Regions from separate parts of the Homo sapiens genome. Here all the other regions are linked to region 1. The links are chromatin contacts, found by Hi-C or POLR2A ChIA-PET in ENCODE. All regions are on one chromosome and are shown on one strand. Each heading gives the region's core, a stretch centred on a gene start or an enhancer-like site at or near the end of the contact. The rest is flanking DNA. Distances are from core to core; before and after follow the strand shown.

Region 1 (2,615 bases), core at 77-2,576:
AACTGCAGATGTGTAAATATGTCACCTAACTTGGTACTGGAGTTCAATGACCACATTTTCAACTCTAAGACAAGTATAAGATGACGGTTTTGGACAGCTTGCCCTCCAAACTTGTTCCAGCTAGGAAGGACTTTGAGGGGCCTTATTTGAGGTTGTATTTGCTTGTGCTGTGCTCAGATTCTAATTCTGTAAAGAGACTGTGAAAGGGCACCTCCTGTCTTCTCTAGGCACCCCCCTATTTCTTTCCTTTGGGAAGAGAATATATTTTCTGAATTAAAAATATATAAATGTCATCTTTGGTCTAAATGGTTATGAATACTGGACTGGAAAAGTCCATTGTTCTTCTTTGTTTCTGCTTTTTTTCCTTTCCGTGGTCAGCTTTATATGGGCAGCTCTGCAGAGCCATGAACTTGGACCAGGGTGCCTCAGCTGTTGGGGCTGCTAGCGGGGATGGGCAGAGTTAGTCAGGAGCACACAGGCTCCCGGGCAATGTGTGTATCAGGTTGTTATATGGCCTACCTGTGTGCTATTTGGGTCCACATCTAACATACCAGTCTCCTGCTGCTGTAGAAATGCAGATGTGGGCTCAGTATATCTTCCTCCATTCAACAAAGACACGCCTGCCACTGCCAAGCCCAGTGCTCACTGTGCCCCAAGTTGGAGATAATGGGCCAATGATGACTTGGAAACTTGGTAGAAGGAGGAGAAAGCCAAGCACATTTATTAAAATCCTGCTCTGGGCCAGCTGTTTGATATTTCTATTTCCTTAAAAACACCTCCAAACTACTTTGTGAGATTTGACATACCTACTTATGGACGGCCTACGTAATGGGTGAGAAAACTGAGGGCTTGATTAGTTAAATCATTTATCCAAGATCAAACAGCCAGTAAGTGGCTTAGACAGGATTTCAGCTCAAATCGGCCTGATACAAAATCTCTACCATCTCTATGGTCTTACAGTGGAATTGGGATATTGTATAATAGAATCCATCTGATCTGGTAGGAGAGCAAAACGTTTATTCAGTGAAGCTTCTTCTGTTAGACAGAGCTAAGGGCAGCCATTCCTCTCTGTATCTTGTCTGCAGGGGACATTTGCAGGGAGTAGGTGGGGAGTGAGATGGGTGGGAGCTGCCTGTCACTCGCGGGCCTTCCTCTTTTGGGGTAATTCTCTGCTGCACTATGTCCTGGCTGGAGGCAGCAGCAGCAGCAGGGAGGGCTGTTTTCAGAGGCGTGGGGCCTCCTGTGACTGCAGAACTGGCTCCTAATTGGATCATCCCCTTGGTGGGTTCTTGGCTGTGTGCCCAGCTTCCCAGACTAACTGTTCTCTAGTCTTCTTGCCAGTAGCCTTCTAACAAGCCCCATTTCTGCTTAGTTTAGCTCAGTGAGTTTTCGGTTGTTTGCAAACCAAAAACCCTGACTGGGCCATCCTCCTGGATATCTCTGCAGACCTGCCGCACACAGCAGCCAGGATGCAACCTCAACATGTGGGAGGTGCAGTTGCCTTTTACTCCTCTCCACTCTCCCTTCCCAGACTCATTTGTCTTTTGGTAGGGAAGGTACACAGTCCAGACTCCTCTCATTTTCCCATCAGACCCTCAGGAAAGACTGAAATGTATTGTATTTATCTTAAAGTGAAAAGGCTGATAAGAGCTTTAAATAGACTCCTAGGGGAATTTGCAATTTAACAGGACAGTAAAGAAACCCTAAAGGCAAAGGGCTGAGCTGCATCTGTGGAAACTGAGACCCCCCCGGAGACTTAGGAGGTTTCTTTTTTGAAAAGGGGGCTATGTTCCAAGACTCCTGTGGCTATGACTAAGCAGGCCCCTGTTGGATCCCAGCCCAGGATATCTGTGGAACTGCAGAGAACCTCTGAGAGCCAGAACGTTTGCTGGAAGGGCTTGTTTAGCTTCTGACAAAGGAGGTGGTGGAGGGAAGCCATGGTGAGAAGAGCTTGTCTCACTTCCACCTGCCATGAGGTGTGCCACTAGGGTGGGATTTGAGAGCATTCTCACTTTTAATCCAGACAAGCCTTTCCTCCTTCAGGGACTACCCCAGGTGGTCTTGACTGTAAATCCTGTCTGTGAAACCCCAAGTAAGTTTCTGAAAATATACAGGAGAGATGTAGAGGTAAACTATGGGTGAAGCCGAGTTTCTGTAGCATGAGTACTATTTTCCATTCACTGGAGTACTCTTCCAGGCACTGATAGGGTGACAGAGGTACCACATCATCCAGGCACTGATTGATAGGGTGACAGAGGTACCACATCATCTCCTCCCATGGGGAGGCCACCAATGAGACACCAGCCCTCTAAGGGGGTGGTGATGGGTGACGGGAAAGGAGATTTCTCTCTAGGGTACTATCTATTACCAGAAGATTTCAAAATCTCTGTATCCAGACTCCCTCTACACACGGGCTGTGGAAAAGTGACTCAACCACTCTGAAAACCTCAACACAACGGAAACCTCAGTTTCTTTTTCTGAAAAATAGGCAAAATAATGACATTTACCCCAAAAGGCTATCGGGAGGACTCAGTGAGATAATAAAGCTCCAGAAAGGCATTTAGAAGATGGTAGAGAACTATTCAAATGTAGATTCTGATGCCAGATTATTTTAA
Region 2 (2,615 bases), core at 59-2,558, 110 kb after region 1:
CACTTGGCATGCAGTAGGTCATTGATAATAGTGCCTATGACTAATGTTTGGGCATTTGGTACCATTTAGCAGGTTGGCATTGCAGAAGCTTCCTACAGGCCACAGAACCTGATTGCTTCAATGTCTCAGGGGTCCAAGGTTTGATATTTGTTAAATCGATGTTTTTCTTTGAGATGAAACTAGGCAAGGTAAACCTGGCCAACGGGCTCCTGGGGGAACTGCACAGGCTGCTGCAGTCTGGCTGGGCCCCGACCACTCAGTTACCAACTCCATGAATTAGATATAAATGTAACAACAGCACAGGCCAGGCCACGGGCATTCTCAGAGCTGTGCAGGGTTTTATTCATTCGCTTCAGACGTTCCCTTGCCTCAGCTCCAGCCAAATCACAACCCACTGACTACACTAGCTGCTACATTTGCCATCTTTTCTGCCTGGCTTTGATCTCTTCTGGGAATCACCCGACCGGTCACCAACACCCTTGAGAGATGACCACACTGTCCTGTTTGTGGCTCTTGTTCACAGTAAATGAGATTGCTATGGATTATCCAACGTAGACTTATTCATTTCCTGGTAGCAGTTTTTAGGGCTTTTGAAAAAACTAAAAGAAGTCAGCAGTGATGTAACATGCAGAGAACAGTGAGGACTGTTAACATGTGATGGTTTTTCTGTGAAGTGGAGGGGTGGTGGTTGGGGGCCTTTTGGTAATGGAAGGACCGTTTGCCCTTTCTAGAAGCTGAGAAGGAATTCAGGGAGGCAGAATAGGGAGGGCGGTATGCTAGTGGTGCCAACTCTCCTGTCCAGGTCGGGAGCTGCCCAGTAAGGCCTTAGGGTTCGCAGGGAGGTGTCTGCCTGTCCTCTCTGGGACCCTGAGATGTATGCTAGAGCTGGTGGTCTTTATCCTTATGCAGAGCACACTTGCTGTGTTTGATAAATGGCTTTGAAGTGAGGATGATGCCTCTTTTGTCTATTCCCAATCAAATGCATCCTCTGGTGGCCACCTCCTTGGCTCTCATCTTTACGGTCCCTTTCAAGGCTTCCAAAGCCCACTGCAATGGCAGCAGAAGTCAAGAACTGCCAAAGCCTCCCTCTCAACTGCCCCCTTCAAACCTCCCTTCTCTTTCTTTCCTCGGCTTCTCTTGGCTTCCCACGCTGGCTGTCCACGTTGCCTAACCCCGGTTGGACCGGCAGCTGTGTCCCAGGCTGTTTACCTTGGCTCTGACACTGAGTGCCTTTAGAGTGCTGCTTTCTGAAACTGTCCTTCATGGGTTTGTAAGGAAACTTGGGCAAAGGGCCCTGGCCCTCTGCTTGCCCGGGGTGTGGCAGTTGGATTCAGGCAGGCCCACGGGGCCCTCCAATTTCCACTTATCTGTTAGGAGAAGAAGGAAACAACAGTGCTGAGAAGGAGCTGGAGCAGGAGAGAGTTAAGGAGCTTGCTAGTGAGCTCCCAGGTGCTCCATGAGGCCAGAGTAACAGACATGGCTCAAGTTCCATTCCAGGCAGGGCTTACTTAATGAGTGAAAGGACATATCCAAAGGGTGCTGCTGATTCGTGCATTTTGGTATCTATCTGGAGGCCTTCCTTCGGTACTGTGCTACAGGTTCTGACATAGCCAATGTTTACCAATTAACTGGATTAACAGCTTTGGGAATACGTTAAATAAATACTGACACAATGCAAAGCTGGGAGTGGAGATAAGTACACTCATAAACTCAGGATTTAGAGCAACTTCAAGAGGCTGAACAATGAACATAACATTCAGGGAAGAATGAGAAATGTTAATGAGAAGGGTGAATGGTTTTTCTCTTAGCTACAAAGTGCAAGAGAGAGGAGATGTGGGATGTTCTCATGAATTAGAAGAGCCTTTACGATTTTAGTTGACAATAAGGTAAAGGGCCTAATGCACTTGATCTGGCATCTCAAATTTCACATACCCAAAACTGAACATGTCAAATTCTTACCTTCCCTGTCAGTCCCAGTTTCTGTTGATTACAGCAGTTAGCCTCCCAGGATTATTTATTATATGATTGCATTCTGTGATCAACTATTTAATAAGCATATATACGGTATATAATCCTATAGAATATTTTAACGATCATTTGATCATTCATTCATTCATTTTTTTTTTTTGAGATGGAGTCTCACTCTGTCACACAGACTGGAGCGCAGTGGCACAATCTCAGCTCACTGCAACCTCTGACTCCTGGGTTCAAGTGATTCTCTTGCCTCCACCTCCCGAGTAGCTGGGACTACAGGCATGTGCCACCACACCTGGCTAATTTCTGTATTTTTAGTTGAGATGGGGTTTTGCCATGTTGCCAAGGCTGGTCTCGAACTCCTCAGCTCAGGGAATCTGCCCGCCTTCGCCTCCCAAAGTGCTGGGATTACAGGCGTGAGCCACCACATCTGGCCTCATTCATTATTGCAATAAATATTTATTGAGCACTGAGTAAGTATCACACATTGTAGTAACTGAGACATCGTCTCTACTCTCCTAGAGCTTGTTCTACCAGGGGAAATGGACATTAAACTTGTAATACACACAAACTTATTCAAAATTATAATCCTCATTGACTTTATGAAAGAAGAAGGTTCTAGACAGCATAGAGTGGGCAGA
Region 3 (2,615 bases), core at 1-2,500, 100 kb before region 1:
GACCTAGGCTATCTTACCATGAAGGTTGTTTTGCTTATTGTATATTTGTGTATGTAGTGTAACTATTTTGTACAATAGAGGACTGTAACTACTATTTAGGTTGTACAGATTGAAATTTAGTTGTTTCATTGGCTGTCTGAGGAGGTGTGGACTTTTATATATAGATCTACATAAAAACTGCTACATGACAAAAACCACACCTAAAGAAATTTTAAGAATTTGGCACAGTTACTCACTTTGTGTAATCTGAAATCTAGCTGCTGAATACGCTGAAGTAAATCCTTGTTCACTGAAGTCTTTCAATTGAGCTGGTTGAATACTTTGAAAAATGCTCAGTTCTAACTAATGAAATGGATTTCCCAGTAGGGGTTTCTGCATATCACCTGTATAGTAGTTATATGCATATGTTTCTGTGCATGTTCTCTACACAATTGTAAGGTGTCACTGTATTTAACTGTTGCACTTGTCAACTTTCAATAAAGCATATAAATGTTGATAAACAAGTGTTTTTCATATGACCCTGTTAACATAATGGCAGTCATTTCCACAACTGTTTCCAGGTAAAGTTAACAATTTGACTAGTAAAATCCTGAAGGGCAGTGGAATGATTGGAAAAGTAGGGGCGTGATTTGACTGCATGAAGTAAAAGGAAATTGACACATTGAGTTGTTCAGCAGGTAAGAGAAGAGACAGTGGAGGAGTCCAGCTCAATTCTAACTACTGTGTGACTTGGACAGGTTGCTTCACTCCTGGACGGATGTAGGGGTTTGAAAGAGATGATCTCTTACATTCCCCTTTGGCTTTAAAATTCTAGGAGTCCTTGAAAATCTTAATTTTTTACTGAACTGAGAGGAAGAAGGAGCCTTATTCTGTGTATAATTGGAATAAGCAGATCTAGGATCAAAAGACGGAAGTTGGAGAAGCTGATTTCCACTTTAAGAACCCTGTCACCCTGGGTTGGGATGTTTCTCCTAGTGTAGGATGAGTTTCTAGCTCCTGGGATAATTCGTTTTGTCTAAGCAAAAGATGATTTGAGGTGGGACCAGATGAGCAAGGATGTCCTTGCAGTTGATTCTGCATGACTATAAAACAGGCCAAAATTAAAACCACGAAGGAATCCTGAGGCAGATTGGCCCCTGGCACCTGAGGAGTGAGCCTGAGGGATCCCACTCTGCAGTAGGAGTAACGTGAGCGAGCAAGTGAATGGGGTGGGTTTACCGGCTCTGTAATCTATCAACCTAGGGCCTCAGCAGTGGCCCCCTGCCCAGTAGGAATTGGACCAATCCCAAGTTCTAAGGCTTGTCTTAAGTCCTTGCAGAACAAGGACAAACTTTCTGAATCATTCATTTCTCTCATCTAGAGCTGGTGGGAGATTGAGAGGTGAATGGGACATCCAAGATCCCTAAAAAGAATTGTTCGATAGCGTGCATGTGTTATAAAGTGGTGACACGGGCATCCTGTTGAAATGATGGATGGCTCACTGCCATAGGCTGATAGCAGTTGTCATAAAGATATTTTGGGGGAATTTGAAAAGGACGTAAAGAAAAATCTTTCATATTGGCTTGTTGGTTATATAACTTCAAATTTAATAAAGGAATACTTACGTAGTAATTACATTTCCTTGAAAAAACTATAGTGAATAGAAATCCCTAGCCATTTCATTTTTTATGTTTTTAATGAAGATCTTTAAAATACCATAGGTGGTAATCGTGGAAAATTTGAAAAATCTCATGTCAGTGTATTAAGATGGTGGAGAAGTTTTTTTCTCCATTATTTAATGGAACTTTGGGTCTTTTTATTAAAAATGTGAGACTCATGAAATTTTGGCAGCTGAATATTTGTGAAATAAGAATGAATTATTAAAAGATGTCTTTCCATACATGTTCCTCATTTTAGTAATTACTAAACATACTTGAGATGATTGACTTATATTTAAACATATTTAAGGTAATTTAAAAAGGCATTTTGCTACTTGCTTATAGACCTGAGTGTAGGTCTTATTGGCCTGTGGGTTATTATATAACTGATTATGTTGCACTTATGTTCTGTGGAGAAGGAAAGATTTTTAAGGGGAATGGCATGCTGTACCAGCACTGAGTGTTCATGACATCAGTTGCAGCAGGAGAAACCCCCGTTCAATGAAGGAGAAGTAGGAATTTTACATGGATTTGAATGAACGTCTACTTTGTATTTCAAATGAACAGTGTTCATATTTCAGTAATTGTGTGCATTTTTTGCATACTTTAAAAGAGAACTTTTATTTTTCATTATGGAATAAATATGCAATGCCAGAACAGCTTTAAATTTATACAAGAAATGTATAAAAGTTAATTATAACTAAAATTAGGAATGAAAATTAATCTATATAGACACTACTCTGCTCTTGCTTTGTGTAAAATAAGTAGTTGAAACTACCAGGGGCTGACAACATGACTGCTTTTAGATGTCAACTTCAAATCCATTCAGGCAGCAATTGTGGCATTACGATTTTTAGAAATGGAGGCAGAGAAAATCAAGTTTCCTCTCCCTCTTAGGTAACATTGCCTGCAAGTGGAGATCTGTGCCCACCGATAGAACTTGGAAGCAGACAGTGCCATAGGTTCCTGCACTGGTGT
Region 4 (2,615 bases), core at 39-2,538, 95 kb after region 1:
AGAAAGAGAGGGCAGGAAATTAGCAAGGTGAGAAATCACAAAGGTTCTTATATACAGGATCCAGTTGGTGAATTGCAGGGTCCTGTTATCTTTGCTCCTTTTTAGATCTCCACTTGCCTAAAATAAATCATGACCCTACACTTTCAAAGATCCAGGCCAACCTTGGGGCCCCAAGGTGAGTTTTTTTCTGTCTTGTGAAACTGGTGCTACTTGTGTGGTGTAAATCAGAGGGTTAGCAAGTATTCAGTGGATTTGCTGGTAAGCCCAACCTTTTGACAAAAGAGGGGGAAGAAAGAAATAAAAGTAGGGGTGGGGGAAGTAAGCTAGAAGAATAAGGAGAGAGATAGAGATGTGACTCCATCAACAAAATACTGATTGAGTATCTTCTACGTGTAAGACTGTGCTAGTTTCAACTTGCCATTCTAAATCAACAAATAGAACCCTTATTTGTGACTACAGAGGCTGAGAGTTAGGTGTGTCTGGTGTAAGACAGATGCACACCCAGGTATGACCAGCAAGCAGCAAAGTCAATAGGCAATTACTCAGGAAGGCTGTTATGGAAGGAATGAGAATGAATGGGCCCACGCTGACTTAGAAATTAAGTTAAAACATATGGCAAATGTTTTTCTGATATGCACTTAAAGCCTGGAACAGTCCAAGAGGCCCTGGGTTTCCCTGAGAGGGAGGCTTTTAGGAAGAGTGTAGGCTGCCTGTGGCTGCTGCACCTAACTGGATTACAGGCCTCTGTGACGCTGCCCATCACATCTGCTTTTCAGTAATGCCGTAGGGGAGGCAAGCTGTCCCCTTAGACCCTTAGCATGATCTGTCTATGGGTTTCACATTTTTTCCTGGCAGAGTTAGTTTTTCGTGTTTGTTTTGTGAAGAAAAACTTTGTATACTTCTTTCCTTTTTTTTCCTTTGCAATAAAGTGTTGAACAAAATGTATACTATTTTGTCCAAACTTTTTAAGCTTCCAGATTTGGATATGGTGTTTATGTCTGTGGCTTTTAGAAAGTCTGAATGGATCTGAAAGGTCAGAAAATACCTAAACATTTGACTCTACCCTTCAGCTCACACGTGATTGGCTGTGCATTGTTTTATTTTTAAAAATGGTAAATGAGAAACTATTCTTTAGTCATATCTTGTTCTCAGAGCCTTTCCCCCTCTTGCAGACTGTGCCGCCACCCAAAAGCTTGAAAACACCCCAGGAAGCCATCCCCTCATTGTGAAATGACTAATCACCACACACCACTTGGTTTTCCTTCCTGGACGTCATAGGCCATAGCCCTGTAGTTCCCACATTGTCTCTGTCATCATCCCAAGGAGTGTGACTCTTGATTCTGAGCCTGGGCAGGACAGCCTGTCTCAGCACAGGCTGTTATATAAGCGGCTGTGGGGAGAGCTGGCAATAAACAAACATTTTTCCAGCCCTTGTTTTCTCTGCAGCCTTGAAAAATATTTTTCTGGGGCTGCTGCTGTGCTCCTGCAACAGGATGGCAAATTCCCAGCTTAGAAATGTCTTGCTCTGCATTTCCAGATTCTAAAATCAGAACAAAGTGAACCAGCATGTTCAAAGGAACTGAAATTTTGAGAGCCAGGACACATAGATGGGTTTCTCGACAAGCGGCTTTGCAGCAGTCTTTCCAAAGTTTCATCCACACATCCTGACGGCGAGTAACCATTGGGAAATTACATGGTGACTTTAGGGCCACAGAGAGGAGAATCAGAAGATGACAGGAACTCACTTGGGAATGGAGAAGTGATGTTATGGCTGCCAGTGTCAAAGTCAGACCCACTGTATAAACACAGACATTCACACATATGAGAACCATGGGACTGAACATTGGTAAAGTCCGTTCCTCCTTGGGCCACTCCATCTTGGAAACTCAAAGGAGGAACACTTTACAGTAGTGTTCCACACACTCTACCTCTAACTCCCAGTACTGAATTTAGTGGAAGTCCAACCACAGTTCCTCCCACCCAAACAGACAGTTCCTTGTGAGTGTCTCAGAGGGACACTTAGACAGGACAGCCTCCTCATTCACTGGTGAAAGATTTTCCAGAGCCAAAGCTCTTGCTTCCATGGCTGTCACCTGTAAGGGTTGCTGGTACCAGCTGCTTTTCTGAAGCCACTGCACCCTCCCCATTCCCCTGCAGTAGTCTCCATTGTGAGACCTCAGCCAGAGTGACCTTGTGCTCTATTTCCCTTCAATGGCTGATGTTCTGGTGTCACTCCCTGTGCTGAAAGCCAAGCTGATTTCTCCACATCTCTGAGTAATTCAGATCATTTTACAATGAATTAGCAAGTGAGTTTGTTATTGCAGTGCGGAGGAGGAGGGATGGGAAGCACTTTCAGAGTTTCTTTTAGTTTTCCCTGAGTCTACTGAGACCCCTGAAAGAAAACTTACTGCCTGTAGCTTGGAAATGTTGCTGTGTATCCAAGAAGCTGCCACTCTGCTCATTGGCAAGGCTACATCTATGGCTATATCAATCCACCTTTCTCATCATTGTCCTCATACCGTGGAACTAGGACAGAGTCACCCAGAAGGAAGCATGGGTACTGTAGTTTATCCAAGGTCACTAGGCTAGTCTTTTGGTCCTGTGTAGCTAGGATT

The links. A loop is a pair of places that touch in the nucleus more often than their neighbours do. ChIA-PET counts read pairs that join two places held with the same protein, here RNA polymerase II (POLR2A). Pooled maps may share reads with other maps.
Region 2: a pooled map shows a loop between it and region 1 (2.0-fold over the local background). The contact joins two enhancer-like sites. A Hi-C loop is called at or near these places in 1 of 50 pooled maps. POLR2A ChIA-PET finds 5 or more read pairs at or near these places in 3 of 52 experiments (A673, H1 and activated T-cell).
Region 3: a map of K562 shows a loop between it and region 1 (2.4-fold over the local background). The contact joins two enhancer-like sites. A Hi-C loop is called at or near these places in 3 of 168 maps with a recorded cell type or tissue (A673, K562 and psoas muscle) and 2 of 50 pooled maps. POLR2A ChIA-PET finds 5 or more read pairs at or near these places in 13 of 52 experiments (A673, AG04450, BJ and 9 more).
Region 4: a loop to region 1 is called in a pooled map, with 2.4 times the contacts of the local background. The contact joins two enhancer-like sites. A Hi-C loop is called at or near these places in 4 of 50 pooled maps. POLR2A ChIA-PET finds 5 or more read pairs at or near these places in 5 of 52 experiments (A673, BJ, H1 and 2 more).

What each region holds. Positions count from the first base shown.
Region 1 is chr13:44,331,327-44,333,941 of GRCh38, reverse strand. No RefSeq gene overlaps it. Among named protein-coding and RNA genes, the nearest start is that of SERP2, 41 kb to the left of the region's middle. RefSeq lists an enhancer at 670-1,169. Within about 2 kb of position 1,326, at least 16 of the 41 ENCODE cell types and tissues checked have a DNase peak (open chromatin) inside an H3K27ac peak, as active enhancers do.
Region 2 is chr13:44,217,683-44,220,297 of GRCh38, reverse strand. No RefSeq gene overlaps it. Among named protein-coding and RNA genes, the nearest start is that of MIR8079, 23 kb to the right of the region's middle. Within about 2 kb of position 1,308, at least 22 of the 41 ENCODE cell types and tissues checked have a DNase peak (open chromatin) inside an H3K27ac peak, as active enhancers do.
Region 3 is chr13:44,431,407-44,434,021 of GRCh38, reverse strand. TSC22D1 (TSC22 domain family member 1) reads left to right here. Exons shown (of 3, transcript NM_183422.4): 3 at 1-1,879. Among named protein-coding and RNA genes, the nearest start is that of TUSC8, 27 kb to the right of the region's middle. Within about 2 kb of position 1,250, at least 5 of the 41 ENCODE cell types and tissues checked have a DNase peak (open chromatin) inside an H3K27ac peak, as active enhancers do.
Region 4 is chr13:44,236,209-44,238,823 of GRCh38, reverse strand. No RefSeq gene overlaps it. Among named protein-coding and RNA genes, the nearest start is that of MIR8079, 41 kb to the right of the region's middle. Within about 2 kb of position 1,288, at least 26 of the 41 ENCODE cell types and tissues checked have a DNase peak (open chromatin) inside an H3K27ac peak, as active enhancers do.